2 separate regions of the Homo sapiens genome follow, and region 1 is linked to region 2. The links are chromatin contacts, found by Hi-C or POLR2A ChIA-PET in ENCODE. All regions are on one chromosome and are shown on one strand. The core of a region is the stretch at or near the end of the contact, and the rest is flanking DNA. Distances in the headings are between cores, read along the strand shown. Region 1 has its middle 160 kb from the start of SERPINE2. Region 2 has its middle 34 kb from the start of SERPINE2.

Region 1 (5,976 bases), core at 2,317-4,816, 120 kb before region 2:
TTGCTTATGTGGTATTCACATTTTATGGAAAAACAAGGAGCCCTTACATTTTCTGGGTCTGTAACTCATGTCTTACTTTTTTTTATGACGTTGAAATTGATTCTCTAGTACAATGTAAATAAGGAGGCTTTCCTTTTTCTCAGTTTTCCTCCATTTTCTTACTAATTAAACTTGCCATAAGGGTAATGATTAATCTTTCTCAACCACCAACTACCCTGCCCCCATCTGTGTTGAGCAGAATTTCCACACTGTTTGAAATGCTCATTCTCTGGTGCTGTAAAGAAATAGCACTTGAACATAAACTTAATTTATTTAGTAAGCCATTTTTACTTCCTGCAGAAAGTGTACACTCACCAGCAGTTTTGCCACGAGAGTACAGCGAGCAAAGGAGATAGGGTCATTTATAACCTGACGGGTCTACCTTACTGCTGTGTCCGGTTTCCATTGGCTGGAACGGGACCTCACATTCTGTATTCATCCTGATTGGCTAGCAACTTAGAACTTTTTAAAAGAGGCAAAGGTAGAGGAGAACAAAGGAAGGAGGAAGTAACTTGTGGAATGCTGAGAAAGATAAAAACGCTTTTCAATAAGGAAGAGAAACAGGCTATAACCGAATGCTTGCTTGGACCAGTATAAGCACGCCAGGGCAAATATTTAGGCTAAATTGTGGGAGCTAAGGACATAAAGTACATTGATTTCTTTATTATGGCTAGCAGAGATTTAAGAATGTTAGCACAGGTCTTTGAATAAATTTTGCTTTTAAGAGAAGTTATTATTTATTCCTAATTAGATGGGGGAGGAAAGTCTTTGAAGAGGAACCTCTATTTTACATTTTACAACACTGTGCAAAGATTATCTTTCAAAGGAAAAGCCTGGACCAAAAGTGTGCGTGTACAGAGACAGCGAGTTCATGGGTAAAAAGATTGTCTCCTCGTGAAAACTTAGCGTACAAATCTTTTCTGCCTCTTGCCACAAAGTGTGCACTATTTAATTTACCAAGACATAGACCAGACATCAAACCCCCAGTGGATGTTTTCACTTTTATTGCCTATTAGTGAGCATCGGTGAGCTGTTGAACATTAGCCAACACAGATAATGAAATCACCTTTTTCTGAAAGCAGGGGTTGATCTCAAACTACTCTTTATGTTATTCCCAGCCTCCTGTGAACCCCATCACAGTGATTGTGTGTATTAAGCAGAGAGTGATTGAGAACCTGTTAATGCCTTGTGGGAGAAGCAGAGGAATCAAAGCTTCAGGTTTTTGGAAATCTGTGATTGAAAAGCGACATGTATCCTCAGACACCTGATAAACACCATGGGAAGTACAAGGACAGGGTCTAGGAGAGAAATCCCTTTCACTAGAGGTTTCAAAATGGAGAGAAGGGGCTGTGAGCTGATCCATGCAACCGCTAAGAGACCTAATGTCTTACGTGCCTTCTGCACTTTTTAAAATTTTCCCAGATCTTTCTCATCAATGTAAAGCGCATCTAAGTATTTTCATATCAGATTCCATCCATGCTCAGGAATCACTTGTAATCACGAGGTATTTTACCGAACTTTCCATGATTTAGCTTATAGGAAGAGAAGGAGAAATCAAAGATCACAGAGAGACTTATATTTTTAATTGCCAGGGCTCAGGCACTGTAGCATTTAAACGCTCCTGGTGACTATGGTAGCTTACCTCCAAGCTGGCTGCCATCAATGACTTTCTTCCTTGTGGCCCATGCAATTCTTCCATTGTGAGGTTGAGTCTATTTCTCCCCTTCCCTTGAATCTGGGCTGGTTTGACCAATGGAATGTGGCAGAAGTGGTGTTCTGGGAATTTGAAGGCTAGTTCAAAAGAAATCTTGCATCTCTTGCCTAATTCTCCTGGAACACTCTGGGAGCTCTGAGCTACCTACTGTGTAAGAACTCCAGCTACCCTGAGATTGTCATGCTGGAAAAGCCACCTCTAGATACCACAATGACCGTTCAGCTGAGCCCAGTGTCCCAGGCGTCCCAAACAAGCCTCTGAACATGGGATTTTATCTCGGTACTTCCAGACCAGCCCATCTGTCAGTTGAATATGTCACAGTGAACTTAGACACCACGTGGAATAGGCCATACACCCCTGTAAGTCTCGGCTGAATTCTCCATTGATAAAAGGTATGAGATATAATAAAATGGAGGTTGTTTTAACTCACTACGTTTTAAGGTAATTTATTACAAAACAGTAAAGACTGGATCAGTGTCCAATCAGATCTCTAAGAAAATGTTGGTTTCACTGTATGTTTATAAAACAGAACAGACTTTATGTAATGTCATGTAATGGATCCCCATATTTCACAGATAAGAAAACTGAGGTTTAAAGAGCCAAGCAGCCATCCAGGATTCCCTCTTTCTCTTTCATGACTTTTTTCTTTAATTAACCTTGGCTGCTCTTAGAATAAATTAGAAAATTTATTAATGTTATCCTTGAATCCATCAATAATGTAAACAAATCTGAAATGGCTGGGAAGAGCAAATATGAAGAAATGGAAACGGTCTACCTAATTTGTCTTGTAGCCCCAGCATAGGGTTCAACACAATTTTAGGTACTCAATGAATTATCATTGAATAAACAAACAAAACAGTGAATGAATAAGTGAAAGGTCTTCTCTAAGTAAACTGAGAGTTTTGCAACTCAGTAGTTCTGTGTGTGATTCACTTTATCTACTCTATTTTTCACAATTAATTCATCTGACGCTTTTGATGATTCATCTGGCCTTTTGACAGATGACCCCTGGGGTGGCAACTAGTAAACATGTATTTGTCTCAGAATCCATGACTCTGTGGCATGGCTTTATGAAGATCAGAATGCCTGTCTCTGCCAGAACTCCATCTCTTACAAAGAAAATGGCTCTTCCTGGAAGCCGCCCTTCTCCATATCATGTACCATATTTCCTTTTCGGTGCTGCCTCTTCTCTGGAGGTCCTGCTGGCCACATGATAATTCAGACAAGAAATGGCTCACTTTTTTTCCTGTGAGTAAATTCACTTTTCATGATTGTTTTGTACCACTTTGGAGTCCAGTTATTTGGATGGAAGAGCTGAAAGTGACCCAACGAGGGAAGTATATGGTATTTGTTCGTGTCATATTTATGTGTATTCAACACAGAGGGCTGGAAATGACAAGAGTCCTGCTTATGGGGAACTTACGTTCCCAGTAAAAGAACAAACTACTTTTGGATTCTGTTTCTCCAAGTCAATTGGTCCTTTGGAGATTGAACAGCACATTAAAAAAAAAAAAAAAACAAACACAAAACCACTCACTGGTCATTAAGCTAGGAGAGCCCTTCTCCCAAGTCAACATCAAAACTCATGTTTATTCATATTACAAATCATAATACAGTGAAACTTCAGAATGGCAGTGCCCATAGCCTAGGGCAGGAAGTTGAATTTAGGAACTGGGAGGCAAACAGTTCTTTGGCTAGACTTCGTTGATTGGGGTATCCTGCAGAAAGACACCCTTGACCTTTTGACCTTTGACCCCCTGGGAATACTGAGTCTGCAGCTGCTGCATCTCCTGGGCTCTCCCCCAAGAAGCAGAGCTCTGAAGGTCCCTTGTGAACAGACAATGTGCTCTTATCCAAGAGGGATGAGATTGCCTCTTTTCAGGGAAACAGTCCAGGGCCCCTGTCTTTCAGGGAAATTACTGAATCATAGCCAAACTACAAAAATCAACTGCTAAAATAGCCTCAGAAAAATCTTTTTTTAAAAAAATAAGTAAATGCAATTCAAGAGACATTGGAGTTTTTAGAGCTCAGCTCCCATTTCTGCCGGGACATCCATTGCCAATAGAGGACCTGGGAGGCACCAGTGCTGTGATTCTGAGCTCACCAGCTGGGTCTTTCAGGGGCCAGTTGCACACCAGCCCCCCAATGCCAGCCAGTGAAAACCATTCTTCATCCTTTCGGCAAGTAAATATTCACCAAAAGCAGGACTAGATGCCAGACATTGTGCTATGCTCTGGGGAATAGAGTTAGTATAAAGAAGACACATGGTTCCTGCCCTCATGGTACTTACAGTCTTTTGGAAGAGAGAAATATTAATCAAACAATCCCTTAAACAACATATAGTTGTAACTGTGATAAGTGTTAAAAAGACACTAAATGACCAACTGTATAAAGGGGATTTGACCAGTCAGTGAGGGCAGGTGAGTCAGCTTGGAGTAAGAGAAATTTGAGCTGAGCTTTCAGATAAGCTGAATAGTGTTTAACTAAATGATAAGTGGAGGGGGTAGTATTCCAGCCAGACAAACAGCATATGCAAAGGCCCTGCAGCAACAGACAGAACATGAGAGGGATGAAAGTTTAAGGGATAGAAGATGGCCAGAAAGGGTGGTGTGGAATAGCAGGCATGGAGATGACTGTGTAGAACCCTCTAAATCACACTAACCAGTCCTGTCTTTATGACTTCAAGCTAGGGGAAGTAGCATATATGACATAGTCAGATTAGGGTTTGAAAAACCAGGTGACTTGCTTGCTAGACCCAGTGGAGCAGCTGGTATCAGTTGACCGTGAGGAAGTTGAGCCCCATGCTTTGACCATAGGCATCAATTTCCAGCCACAAAGAACCTTGTAGGACTCAAGTACCTACTGTGTCTCCCTTGTCTTCCATTACTTCCTGACCCTTCTCTTTCTTCTCCGCTCCCAAACCCTTTTGTCTAAACCAATATGCTGATCAGCCAGCTCCTTCTAATCCTAATCTCTTCCCCAAAGATTCCCTCTGGCTTCTTGCCTGTAAATGAAGCCTGGGTATCCTTTGAGGACACAGCTTCCAATGTGGCTGCCTCAGGCTGATGTCCTTTTATCTCTTCCAGCCCCACATATCACAAGTGCAGGAAGGCAGGATGGAACTCTTCCTTACCTGCAAATGCTACTACTTCCAGCTGCTTGTTCCCAGTCCCTTCTTGTTCAATCCCCTCTTCCTTTGAAATGCAAATAATCTTGCTTAAGCACTTTTTCCCTTCACCAGGGAGTCAACTACCAAGCTCCAGGTCACTCCTTCTTATCTCCAACATCCTCTTGGAAGATCCAGCCAAGACACTCATCTTCATCTACATCAGTGATCTTTTTTTCACTACTCTACCTCAGCCACCTGCTCTTAAAGTCAAAACCAGATTGTGTCAGCAGCAGACACCTTTTCAATCCCACCCTGTATCATTTCTTAGTGCTTGTTCAAATAGCCCCACTGGGGCCATTCTTTGACCACATTGTGACTGCTGAGCCATTGGCGTGACTTCTTTCTTTCTCCCTAGGTCTCTGCCAGTCTTCACTATGCTCTTTATCAGGACTGGATTTCACAATCCATCCCTGTGGGCAGGACATTGAATCAGATGCTCCCAGGGAGGCATCCAGTCATAGTATGAGGCAAAAAGAGTAAGACAGACAACATTGTAGGACTCTTCAAGAACTGATTGCATGACTTTTAAAGTCCCATATACCCTCCAAGGAAGAACTGAAAATGAGAAGAGAATATTGTGTGGGGTGGCTTTTTGGAAGGAGTAGTTGCTATGCTGAGTACCCCCAATCTAGACAGGGTACAGGAATGTTACCTTCATCACCTTAAGCCTAGTGAGGGGTGCTTCTAGAATGCCATGAAGAGAACTTGAAGTGTATTTCTTGCCATTGGAAAATATAGAAGATAGTAACTGTATTACTTACAGGAAAACTAAAGGAAGCAAGGAAGAGGGCTGCCTTTAGAAAAGAATAGCACTCCCCTTCAATGGCACCATGCTAGGATCAGCCTACACTTCTGGAACATTTTAGCACAAAAGCAATCACCTGGTGAGTTTTCTGTGGGTTGAATATGAGCCATGAAAGTGAAAAAGGAGTGCAAGAGCCATTTACCACCTGCTGTATTAGTCCATTTTCACACTGTTGATAAAGACATACCTGATATGGTTTAGTTCTGTGTGCCCACCCAAATCTCATCTTGTACTCCCATAATTTCCATG
Region 2 (6,540 bases), core at 3,218-5,717:
CTGGTGGATACTGGAACCGAATGTACTCTCACATATGTTAACGTTTATCAGTTCCAAGGGTCTATAACAGCAATAGATTGGTGGGGGCCATGAAAGTCAGGCAAGTTGACTAGTGTGACAAGTTGAGAGACTGCCACCAAAACTGTATTTAGTATACACAGCTCCCATCCCAGAATACCTTTTGGGAATGGCTATATTATCATGCCTGACCCTCCAAACAACTGCTGGGGGATTCCGACTGAGAATTGGGTGTGAAGCATGTGATTGGGAGAATGAGAAATGGGCACCAGGACAGTTGCCAGTCCCAGGGTGAGTAGTAGCTCTGAAGCAGTACCGTCTGCCGCAGGGCATGATGAGATCACAGGGCTGTTAAGGAGCTAGCCTGGGTAGGCATTAGAAGGCCAGCACTCAGCCCATACGGCAGCCCTATGTGGCCTGTGTAGAAGCATGATGGGACGTGGAGAATGAAAGTAGATGACCAGGAATTAAATAAGATGGTCCCCTCAATGTATGCAGCTATTCCCAATATCACCTCCTGTATTAGGCCATTCTTGCATTGCCATAAAGAAATACCTGAAAAGGGGTAATTTATAAAGAAAAGAGGTTTAATGGACTCATAGTTCTACAGGCTTTGCAGGAAATGTGCTGGCATCTGCTCAGCTTCTGGGGAGGACTGAGGAAGCTTACAATATGGTGGAAGGTGAAGCGGGAGGCACATCACATGGCCAGAGCAGGAGCAAGAGGAGTAGGAAGGGAAGTGCCACACACTTTTAAACAATCAGATCTCATGAGAACTCACTGTCAGAGGACAGTTTCAAGGGGATGGTACTAAACCCTTCATGAGAAATCCACCCCCATAATCCAATCACCTCCCACCAGGCCCCACCTCCAACAATGGGGATTACATTTCAACATGAATTCTGATGTGAACACAGATCCAAACCATATCACCTCCCTCCTGATGAGGACAGGAGAGGCCCTGGGCACATACCATTTTGTTATCGATTTAGCCAATGCCTTCTTCAGCATCCCCATTTCCGCAGAGAGTCAAGGCCAACATGCATTCACCTGGGAAGGAGAATAGACCTTTACCCTCTTATCCTAGGAAACTGTCCCAGAGGGGGTATGTGGTTTCCATTACGTTGATGATACCATGCTAACTTCAGAGTCTTTTCCAGTTTACAAACTATGCCCCAACCCTGCTGCCTCAATCGGCCAACAGAGGGTGAGCAATTGGCACAAAGTCCAGGGTCCACGCTTGTCAGTCAAATACTTGGATGTCATCTGGTCAGGTGAGACTAAAGTCATTCTGTGTGTGGTTATGGATATGGTGCAGGCTTATCCACATCCCACTGCACCAAAGCAGAGTAAACCTTCCTAGGCCTTCTAGGGTAAGGGCTTCCTTCTATTCCTCATCTGGCCCAATTCCTTAGGCCCCCATACCACTTAGTCAAGAAAGGCGCCTGCTAGGAGGGGCCCACGAGAGAGGATGCAGCTTTTGAATGAGCTAAAGCTGCAGTGAAACAAACACAAGCCTTGTGGGTTCTAGTGCAGGGACAATCCCTGAATTAGATGTGGCCGGTTATCCTGAGGGGTCTGAGTGGGGCATGTGGCAAAGGCAAGGACATAAAACTTGTGCCTTTAGGATTCTGGTCCCGGGGGCTGAAGGTGGATTACAATGTCATGGGGCAACAACTCTGCTGCATGTCATGTCTTGCAACTAGTGGAGGATGGTGTGGAGGGTGTCCTCATGCTGATGCACACTCAGAACCCCATGGCAGGTTGGCTGGAGGATGCTTTTCAGAGACTGAGGTCTGGGAATACCCAGACACAGACTGTGGCCAGATGCCATGCATGCCTGCAACAGAAGAGCACATTGACTGGTAGCCCCTTGAGCACCAAGTTCCATTTGGTGCTTGGCCCTGTCACTTTATGTCACAACTGAAGGACAGTCTTTGACAGAGACCACTGGACTCTACAGGTTCCCCCCTTCATACAGGAGGACAGGGCCCAATTCCTGACACACCTTTGCCCCAGCCTGGGGCTCAAGGCAACCTGCTGTTGCCCTTACCACATGACCTGCCCACCAGGGACCACATCATTAAGTAGCCCCAGAAATAGCAAACCAGCCCCTACCAGTTCAGTTTTCTCACCCCATGGGGGAAGGGCCTAAAACAGGTGATATAGGTCACACCTATTTTGTACCCTACTCGCACTCTGGGATGGTGAGTCCCCTTGTGCAGGGGGCCGATCATCCTCTCATTGTGGAACATTGCAGTGTCCTGGTATCTTGCTCTGGCCTTCTGCCACGTGTCACAGAAGGGGAAAAATCCATTTGGACAATAAACCAGGCATCAGACCAGGGGTGGTGTTCTCTCAGAAAGACATAATGATATGGTTTGGCTGTGTCCCCACCCAAATCTCACCTTAAATTGTAATAATCCTCACACATCAAGGGTGGGGCCAGTTGGAGATAATTGAATCATGGGGGTTGTTTTCCTGATACTGTTCTCATGGTAGTAAGTCTCACAAGTCCTGATGGTTTTATAAATGGGAGTTCCCGTGCACAAGCTCACTCTTGTCTGCTGCCACGTAAGACGTGCCTTTACTCCTCCTTGCCTTCTGCCATAATTGTGAGGCCTCCCCAGCCATGTGGAACTGTGAGTCAGTTAAACCTTTTTTCTTTATAAATTACCCAGTCTTGGGTATGTCTTTATTATCAGCATGAGAACAAACTAATACATACAACTTCCTGTGTCTTGCTAAATGGCCATGTTTCTTGCACCCACTAAACATCTCACCATCCACCCGTTGATGGTGTGCAGCAAACTTCTTTGCCAACTGGCCACAGAAGATGGCCTTTCTTGAGAACAAAACAGAATTTCAGGCCTGCAGAGAGCTGCCCCCTCCTCCTCCACAGGCCTGCCATGGCGCATCCAAGATCTACTCCCTAGTGCTTGGATGAGCTTCGTCATTATTGTGTTTGTTGTTCTTTTTGTAGTTGTAGATTGTATTGCTGCTGCTGGCACCTGGCTGCAATGCTCCTCAGCATACCTGGCCCAAGGAAAATTGCCGAAAAATGGCATGATAAGAATGTGAGAGCCATGCAAAGTTATGCTGGGTTGGAATGTATGGTAAACTCACCTGATGGCAATGACTTGAGCATGGCCTTAGAATGATGCTGTATGGCTGATTCACCTGAATGTGTGTTCCGAGCCAGGGAATCCAGGAGTGGCCAATCCAAAGATTCCTTCCTTGTCTATGAGAAACATCTGAGCCCCCAGTCTGTCCTGAGGGACATGGGCTGTCCAGGGGATGGAGGCCCTGAGTTTTGGGTTGGATGAAGGTTGCTTAGGTTTTCACTACTTACCCTGCTCAAGGAGTCTTGACTCCTTCCTGATTTGAGGACCCATCTTCCTGGAAGAAAAAATATATATATGCAACAAAACATAGGATTTGGGAAATTATTCAAATAGTTTCTGAGTTGAAGAGAATTCCACTTGCCCTCATCAGTTATATTTACAGCACAATGAGCTCAGTTCTCCTTATTTTACAGACAAACTGACGTGTAACTGAAAAATGATGTTCAGAAAGTACTGTTGCATTGGGCCTGCTGATTTGATGACATGGAAAGTCCTGACCACATCCAAATCCATTGCCCTTCTTCAGATCTGTCCCATTAAAATGTCCGAGGGCCCACGATGCTCATCTCTATTTAAATATTTTGTTGTTCCTTTGGGACATAAATAGGAAAGGTTTCTCAAAATTTCAGCTGACTACACTCAGATCCCCTCATGCCAGACCTCACATACTATGATGTAGCATTTTGTAGATAACATGGACAGACACCCACCCTGTCTGCCTGATGTAGTAAATAACTTTACCCGTCCGCTGATCTTGGATTTGACTGCTGATGCTTGCCTGAAGCCTGGGTACTCTCCAGCCTGTCAGTTCAGCTGGGATGATACTAATGAAGCTGTAGCTACAAACTCAGCTCCCCTGGGGACTCATTAGCTTCAGCAGGAAAAAAAAAAATGTTCTAAATTTTCCTCATAGCCCCAGCCATCTATTTTGGAAGCACACCCACTGGGGAACAAGGGGCATTCTACATCATTCTCCCTGTATGTAATCCCTCTTCTTCCCAACAAAGCTTCTTGCATGAGAGGTTTAGACTCGCCAAGCCACCTTATCTCTCAGTTATTTCTTAACTGTCTGGATTTCTTCCTCTTTCCAACATCATTGAAACAATTCCTGCTAAAACCATCAGCAATCGGCTAACTGCCCTGAAATAAGGACTTTTCAGGGCCAATCCATTTCTCCAGAGAGGAAAGAAGAAAAGACAAACATAGTTCCTTCAAAGAAGATAAATGAGCCCTAGTGGATGCTATGCAGCCAGAGTCCTCCCAGCTGCTGGGACATCTGGGGGCTGAAAGCTATCAGCTGAGTTGCTCTTTGGCATCTGTGTCAGCTAAGGAACTTGTTGCTGTCTTGCCCAGTTTTTTGCCTTTCTTGGGACAGCCAGCATCCAATAACTGGTTGTTGGGACATGGGTATAAAAGTCCAGCCCTCTTGCCTTAAATCATGACAACTCTGAAGGGCCATTCTTGTTCCCAAGCTCCTTGTAGGATCAACTGAAAACTTTGTTGTTACTGCCCTGATATGACATCATCCCTTGAGGAGACTGGCCATATAGTGACAATGTGAGTATATTGGTCGCTATAGGACATGAGTCCTATATAACATCACATTGGACCAAAGAACATTATTACGGTATCTCTGGGTCCCATTACTTACCACACTTTTCAGAAGCTAGAGGCCTGATAGAGCAATAGCATGGACTTTTGAAGGTGCAATTAAGGTGCTGACTTGGAGATTATACCCTGCAAATGTGCCCCCTCCCCCAAGATTCAACATATATTCTAAATCAGTTACGATTCTACAATGTTGGGTCTCCAGTATGCAGAATACACATATCCAGAACCAAGGGGTGGAAGGAGAAGTGGCTCTGGCCACCCTCGTGCCCAGCTATGTACATAAGTCTAGTTTCTGTGGATTAAAAGGTCCTAGTTCCCAGGGTGGAAATACCTGCACCAAAAGGCAAAGCAAGAGTCCCATTAAACTTTAAGCTACTAGGCTGTACCAAGGCACTTCAGGTTTCTCATGACAAGAGACAAGAAGGCAAAGCAGGTTTTCCCCATCTTGGGAGGAGTGCTTGATTCTGATCCTCAAGAGGGAGTAAGGCTGCACAGTGGGAAGAAGGAAGAATATGTTGGGCACCCAGGTGACCCACTAGCGTGTCTCTTCACGCTTCCTTGCTCGATTTTGACAGTGAACGGATACATGCAGCAGCCACAGCCTGAGAAGGGCATATTGAGCAGTGTTCAGACCCCTCAGGGTTGAGAGTCTGGGTCATTTACTGAGTGAACCACCTAAACCAGCAGAAGAGACAGCTGAGGGTGAGATACACCTAGCATGGCAGATCAAGTGTGACTTCAAGACCACCTATAGTGATGAAGCCTGTCACTCATCCCATTCACCTTTTTCTTGTAGGTTTTCTCAGGGAAAGAGATCAACCAGAATTCTGAGGGAGTTGTTTCCACGACTTGTTACATGAAAAAAATCGGATCCCAGCAGCACAGGGGGTGGACTGGAAAGCATGTTTTAATGCAGCACCCAGATCCTCCCTCTCAGGGTGGTCACCCATTCACCTAATTGCTTGGAGTGGTGGTAGCTGAAGACTTTCAGTTCGGTTGCCCTCCAGAAATTGTCCTATGTTAAGTAGAGCAACCCCACACCAGAGAATGCTGTCTTTTCACTTGCAGTGCATGTCCAGTGACTGCTTCATCCTAGGAAGGTATAAAGAACCAGCTCCTCTAAGCTGGGCGAGGTGGCTCATGACTGTAATCCCAGCACTTTAGGAGGCCAAGGCAGGCAGATCACTAAGGCCAGGAGTTTGAGACCAGTCTGGCCAACATGGTGAAACCCCGTATCTACTAAAAATGTAAAAATTAGCTGGGCATGATGGCGCATGCCTGTAATCCCAGCCACTCTGGAGGCTGAGGCATGAGAATCACTTGAACCCAGGAGGTGGAGGTTGCAGTAACCCAAGATTGCCCCACTGCACTCCAGCCTGGGCAGTATCAAAAACAAAAAAACAAAACAAAACAAACAGCCCCTTTGCCTCAAGACATGACAACTCTGAAAGGCCATCCCAGTTTCTGAGCTCCCCATGGAATGGGACAAAGTCTTTGTGACTGTATCACAGTCCAACTCCTCCCTCTGATCAACCCTGCTTTTGCCACTCCCCTGTGGGTACTGATATTGGCCACACTCCCCAAAGAACTTTCTACCCACCAGTCTCTTAGAGTCTGTTTCCTAGGGAACCTAAGACTGGAGTTTTAATATTGGAAGATGCTATAATATAGTGTTCAGGGGCATGGATTTTGAAGTCTCATAGAGCTAGTTCACATCCCAGCTTTCTGTTGTTTTAAGCTACCAAGTTTGTGGTAGTTTTTATGACACTGTTCCATAAACTACGAA

What was found. A loop is a pair of places that touch in the nucleus more often than their neighbours do. ChIA-PET counts read pairs that join two places held with the same protein, here RNA polymerase II (POLR2A). Pooled maps may share reads with other maps.
Region 1: a loop to region 2 is called in a map of cardiac septum, with 2.7 times the contacts of the local background. The contact joins two enhancer-like sites. A Hi-C loop is called at or near these places in 2 of 168 maps with a recorded cell type or tissue (cardiac septum and naive thymus-derived CD4-positive, alpha-beta T cell) and 2 of 50 pooled maps. POLR2A ChIA-PET finds 5 or more read pairs at or near these places in 4 of 52 experiments (HCT116, MCF 10A, OCI-LY7 and 1 more).

The regions. Positions count from the first base shown.
Region 1 is chr2:224,193,726-224,199,701 of GRCh38, reverse strand. No RefSeq gene overlaps it. Among named protein-coding and RNA genes, the nearest start is that of SERPINE2, 160 kb to the right of the region's middle. Within about 2 kb of position 3,566, at least 2 of the 41 ENCODE cell types and tissues checked have a DNase peak (open chromatin) inside an H3K27ac peak, as active enhancers do.
Region 2 is chr2:224,070,503-224,077,042 of GRCh38, reverse strand. No RefSeq gene overlaps it. Among named protein-coding and RNA genes, the nearest start is that of SERPINE2, 34 kb to the right of the region's middle. Within about 2 kb of position 4,467, at least 3 of the 41 ENCODE cell types and tissues checked have a DNase peak (open chromatin) inside an H3K27ac peak, as active enhancers do.